Regions from separate parts of the Homo sapiens genome. Here region 1 is linked to region 2. A link is a loop called in an ENCODE intact Hi-C map of the cell type or tissue named here. Cell type or tissue: PC-9. All regions are shown on one strand. Links, peaks and the distances in the headings refer to the core of each region. The heading gives the core; the rest is flanking DNA. Region 1 overlaps PLCH1 (phospholipase C eta 1). Region 2 has its middle 57 kb from the start of PLCH1-AS1.

Region 1 (2,922 bases), core at 181-2,680, 110 kb after region 2:
GTATAATTGTTACCATTTGAAGAAGGAATCAAGGCCAAAGGGAAGAAATCTTTCTGCAAATAGAAAAAGATACATTTGTGGAGTGGGGGCTGGGCAGGGGGAGATGGGAGGGAAGAATCCTGGAGGTTTGTGAGGACACAATGTTGTTTTCCCTTCACTAAAACTTGTTGAGAAATTTGGAGGTCCTGATTTACATTTCGGTTCCACTAAAATTAAAATTAGATGAAAAGCCACATGACAGTAGGTTTTTTTTCTGTAAGCATTCAGTAACTAAATGAAATAGAAGATAAAGGAGACAAGAGTAACTAGCAGGAAAGCCAAGGATATGAATAGATGTGACTAGAATTTCTCAGCTCCGTGTGGCAACTGATAGGTAAAAAACAGTGACGGAGAGAATGCTACTGAGATTTCTGCTCTTTTTGTTAAAACTTCAATCTGGATTAAGCTATTTTCACCCAAGTCAAAACTTTCATTGAGAAAATATAGGGCTTTTCAAGGTGTGATTTTAGCCAATTAATTTCTTCTTTTGGTCATTCGCATTTGGAATGGCCATCTGTGACCTGGTCCTCAAGCCGGGCCTGGACTTCACAGTTCAAGTGTTGCAGGAAGATCTTGCCCTGAGGCACTTGTCTTTGTATAGTAATAAAGTCCTCTTTGGCCCTGTGGGAACTTTCTCTGGCCTCTGGTCAATCAGGCAACCACAGTAATCAGTAGAACCCTCCATGTGAACTCAACACTATAGCAGCAGTGAGTTTCCTGACACTCAAATTGGTTTCTACATAGTCCCAAAAATGTGTGTTGATAATGGGATTAACAAAAATTCATTAACAATTGAAAAAGAAAGGTCAAGAATGTTTATTCAGAGCAGAATGAGAAAACTCTCCATCCTTACCGTCATCCACAATGTCCTGAGCGGCCACGGAGTTTGTGTACACAACCAAATCAGAGAGTTCTCGGCAGAGCTTCATGGTTTTCCTTCGGCGACCCAATCTGTGAAGTACCCACAGAGGATGCATGACATTTTGGAGTTGAAAGAGGTTTGGGTTCTTGGTTATCCCACTTTCCTTATTTAAGACAATGATTTAATAGGGAATACCTGCCCCAGGTCCTAAGGGAGCCAGGATTGGCACCCAAGTGTGCTTCCTAGTTCAGTGCTCTTTCCACCACAAAATCCTACTACAGTAGTCCCCCCTTATCCTCACTTTCCCTTTCCAGAGTTTCATTTGCCCATAGTTAACCATGGTCTAAAAATATTAAGTGGAAATTTCAGAAATAAACAATTCATGAGATTTTTTTTCTTTTTTTGAGACAGAGTCTCTCTCTGTTGCCCAAGCTGCAGTGCAGTGGCGCATTCTTGGTTCACTGCAACCTCTGCCTCCCAGGTTCAAGTGATTCTCCTGCCTCAGCCTCCCGAGTAGCTGGGACTACAGGTGCACACCACCACGCCAGCTAATTTTTTGTAATTTTAGCAGTGAAAGGGTTTCACCATGTTGGCCAGGCTGGTCTCAAACTCCTGACCTCAAGTGATCCACCTGCATTGGCCTCCCAAAATGCTAGGATTACAGACGCAAGCCACAGCACCTGGCCATGAGTTTTAAATTGTATGCCATTCTTAGTAGCATGATGAAATCTTGTGAGGTCCTGCTCCGTCCCACTCTGGACATGAGTCATCCCTTTGTCCAGCATATCCATGATGTATGTGTCATCTGGTAGACATCTTCTTATGTGACTGACTGTGGAGTGGAGGTTTTGCAGTGCTTATGTTCAAGTAACTCTTATTTTACTTAATAATGGCCCTAAAGTGCGGGAGTAGTAATGCTGGCAATTCAGATATGCCAAAGAGATGCTGCAAAGCACTTCCTTGAAGTGAAAAGGTGAAAATGTTTGACTTAATAAGGAAAGAGAAAAACAACATATATATAGGGTTCACTACCATCTGTGGTTTCAGGCATCCACTGCAGTCATTTCTCATGATGACGTGGGGACTATTGTAATGTGGTTTTATTCACTGCTCTGCCAGGAATCACAGCCTCTTCTCATGCATTTGTGAGTTCTGCTGTGGAAGGCTGGATTCCCACTGTGACCCAGTTAGGGAGTAACACCAGAGTTCATCAGGGAACTACATGGCCTTTGCAGGGAGGAGACCAGGGCTAAAATGGAACAGAAACACTGCATAGTGGGTAGCGGGCCACAAGAATTATACACCTAAAGGGAAATATGCCAAATTTCCATAGTGATTATTGGAGAGATGTAATTACAAAGGATGTTTACTTTCTTCTTTATACTTTTTCTATATTCTCTAGCTTTCTTAAAACAAACATTCATTACTTTATCTAGTGCTGTTTTTATCTTAGATATTTTAATAGTTTTCTCTCTCCTACAAACCACTCATAGGATCTCCTCTGCAACCTTACAAATTGTACCACCACTCTCTTCTGCAGTCAAGTCCTCCACAGACCATCACATTCCCCTCACACACACACTTTTTCTTATGGGAAACAACTACCAAAAACAAACCTAAACTTTAGTGTTCAATTAAACTTTATACTTAAGCTCCAACAGAATATCTATACATAAAATAGTAACTAATTAGGAAGGGCAGAGGAGATGTATGTGGTCCGTACTCTAGGCAACAGAAATAACATGTGTTATTGTCTGCCTTTTCGGTTATAAGTATCATAGTGGGTGTGAAGAGGTATTCCATTGTAGTTTTGATTTATATCTCCCTAATGTCCAACAATGTTGAGCACATTTTCATGTGTTTATTGGCCATTTGTATATCTTCTTTTTGTGAGGTTTCTTTTCGATAGTTAGATGTTCCCCTATAGGAGAAAAGTGGGTAAGTGAGGGGAATGTGATGGTCTGCTGAGAACTTTACTGTGGTAAAAATCAATAGAAAAAAGAACGCATGTTCCTTCTTTA
Region 2 (2,922 bases), core at 142-2,641:
TTGATCTTTAGCACTTGATGTGCAATCAAACACTGAAATGATTTTTTTCACTTGATAACTTTCCAGCAGGAATCCTGACATAATGTTTAAGAGCCTCCACTGTTGCTGAATTTTAACCTTCCTTTAAAAATATGAATAGAACTTTGTTTGCTAATTCAAATCTGAAAACAATTTGAAAGGTATTTCATTTGTTTATATGCTCTAGAATTTTAAGCATGTTCAAATTAAGTAAATAGGAAAAAAAATGTATCTAGCTTGTTTGCTTTATTCAGCCATACCCATTATGGTAAAAAAAAACTCTTCAGGAAATTGGCCAGGCGCAGTGGCCCACTCCTGTAATCCCAGCACTTTGGGAGGCTGAGGCGACAGATCACTTGAGGTCAGGAGTTCAAGATCAGCCTGGCCAACATGGTGAAATTCTGTTTCTACTAAAAATACAAAAATTAGCCGGGCATGGTGGTGCATGCCTGTAGTCCCAGCTACTCGGGAGGCTGAGGCAGGAGAATTGAGTGAACCTGGGAGGTGGAGGCTGCAGTGGGCCAAGACTGTACCATTGCACTCCAGCCTAGGCAACAGAGCGAGGCTGTTCCAAAAAAAAAAAAAAAAAAATTCTTAAGGAAAATAATACAAAAAGAAAAACACAGTTTGAAACTAACGTCACAGGGAAGAATGATCTTTAATCCTAAATAAGTTCAGTTTTAAAAGGAAAATAATGAAAACACTAGCTTAAAAGCAAAACAAGATTTAAGAGATAGAAATGCAGTGGGGACTACTCTGCATTAAAAATGACTAGACTATTTCATTTAATGCAAGACAGATGTGATGCTTACGCAAACCATTAGAAGTTGCCTGGAATATATTCAATTCTAAGAAATGCAATAATACATGCTGTGTGATGCATCATGCAAAACTTCTGAAAATAAAATAGGAGAGACAAAACAAATTTGAGTTTTGAAATAAAAGAAAAATGAGATGTAACATCTTTGATAGAAGTGCTTTTAATAATGGCACTTTGAAGTCTGTATTGAAAAGAATGTAAGCAAATCCATGTTCTTTTGGAATGTGTATGCCCATCTAAGAGATCCTAGCAAGCTCACTGTATCCAATGGCACAGAAAGGGTGTCTGTCCCAAAGCCAGGCTGGAGAGGAACAGTGTTTATGACTTCCTATCTTCCAGCCCCATGGAGTTGCCTTGGTGACATTCCTCTCATACTGACCTGCTCTCCCAAAATACAACAAGCCAGATGCCTGTGGGTTTGGGTGTGTCTAATTGAGCCACACTGAGCACCAAATGACCTGGAAATGTCTAATCCTGCTTTTGTCAGAACAAATTACTGGGTTACTCTCGTGTTCCTCTGCAGACTAATTTATGATTCAATACGAAGTCCTGTGCAAAGCTTTGGGCCAAGGCTGCTGCCTACTTCACTCCCTGCATGCAGAGATCTGGACATGCTACTCTGATGTGAAGGGCATCCAGTCTGAAATGGTGGGATTAATAAGAGAACCATCAAATGAAACACTGCAAGAGTCCTGCAATGAGGTGTGCATTTTGTGCCTTTTGTGCCTCAAAAGATTCTTTTCTGGAAAGAGAGCCCTGGTAATTTGCTCTCTACAAATTACCCTCTGCAATATTGCTACTGAGTCCATGTTCCATGCCATGGTGGTGAGCACTAACCTCACAACTCTAATATTTTTTGTATCAAATTATGTTTATTGCATAAACAATTCACTAGGGTACAGGGCTCACAGAAAGAAACTTGAAAATCACATTTGAGCTAAAGATATATTGGTGTCTGCTAGAACAGGCTCAGCCCCTCTAAGCTCCCTCTCAACTCACCACTCTACCACGGGGCCCTGAAAGAGCACAGGATGCTGGTTCTAAGTACTTAGGGAATTTCTCTAGACTGCACTATCAACTGCACTCAAACAGTCTGGAGACTATTGTACTCAACACCCTCCATCTGAAGTCCAAAAGGAAAATAATTACCTAGCAATCAGAGGCAACTGACTCCAAATGTGAAAAGTATGGTAGATTTAATTACATCCAATTTAAGGATTTCTGGCCAGGCACGGTGGCTCACGCCTTTAATTCTAGCATTTTGGGAGGCTGAGGAGGGTGGATCACTTGAGGCGAGGAGTTCCAGACCACCCTGGCCATCATGGTGAAACCCTGTCTCTACTAAAAATACAAAAATTAGCCAGGCATGGTGGCGCACGCCTGTAATCCCAGCTACTCAGAAGGCTGAGGCAGGGGAATGGCTTGAACTCGGGAGGCGGAGGTTGCAGTTAGCCGAGATTGCACCACTGCACTCCAGCCTGGGAGACAGAGCGAGAAAAAAAAAAAAGAAAGAAAGAAAAAGAAAAAAAAATTAAGGATTTATATTTAATAAAGAACACCATGGCAAATTTAATGAATGGAAATGGACTTAGGAAGATATATGCTACATATTAACAAGTGATATTAATCTTAGATATTACTTAATATATACAATGAATAAATCAATAAACAAAAAAATGCTCACATTTTAGCATTATGTTTTGTTGTTTTCCTTTTGGACTTCACATGGAGAGTGTAGAGTATAATATTCTCCAGATTCAGGCTGTCTGTCATCATTAATCTATGCAAAGCCCTTCTCTTGTTTTATTTCTGTATTTTCCTCATCATAACCCACCAACACTCCTACTTCCCATCCGTGGCCCCAAAGGCATTAATTCTAATATAATTAATATATATTTTTATATATTAATATATATTCTTGGATTATATATATATGTCCTGAAAAAGATATGTGAAAGTGATTTCAATTTATATAAATAGCATTGAGCTATATATGTCCTTTAGTTTCCTCCCATTTTATTCAAAACTATATGTAACTATATATCTGTATATATAGATATATATATCTCACTGCATCTACATAG

The links. Hi-C counts contacts between places; a loop is a spot of excess contacts. Peaks named below come from ENCODE experiments on the same cell type or tissue, not always from the same donor. Only the 100,000 strongest peaks of a DNase experiment are listed, where the experiment ranks them.
Region 1: a loop joins it to region 2, with 2.1 times the contacts of the local background. A loop is called at or near these places in 2 of 110 quality-filtered maps.

The regions. Positions count from the first base shown.
Region 1 is chr3:155,496,428-155,499,349 of GRCh38, forward strand. It overlaps PLCH1 (phospholipase C eta 1), which reads right to left. Exons shown (of 23, transcript NM_014996.4): 15 at 893-990. Among named protein-coding and RNA genes, the nearest start is that of PLCH1-AS2, 12 kb to the left of the region's middle. In PC-9, for the core only: no CTCF peak of the experiment used is centred there; a DNase peak (open chromatin) is centred at 1,664; H3K27ac peaks cover 829 bases.
Region 2 is chr3:155,390,481-155,393,402 of GRCh38, forward strand. No RefSeq gene overlaps it. Among named protein-coding and RNA genes, the nearest start is that of PLCH1-AS1, 57 kb to the right of the region's middle. In PC-9, for the core only: no CTCF peak of the experiment used is centred there; a DNase peak (open chromatin) is centred at 1,251; H3K27ac peaks cover 778 bases.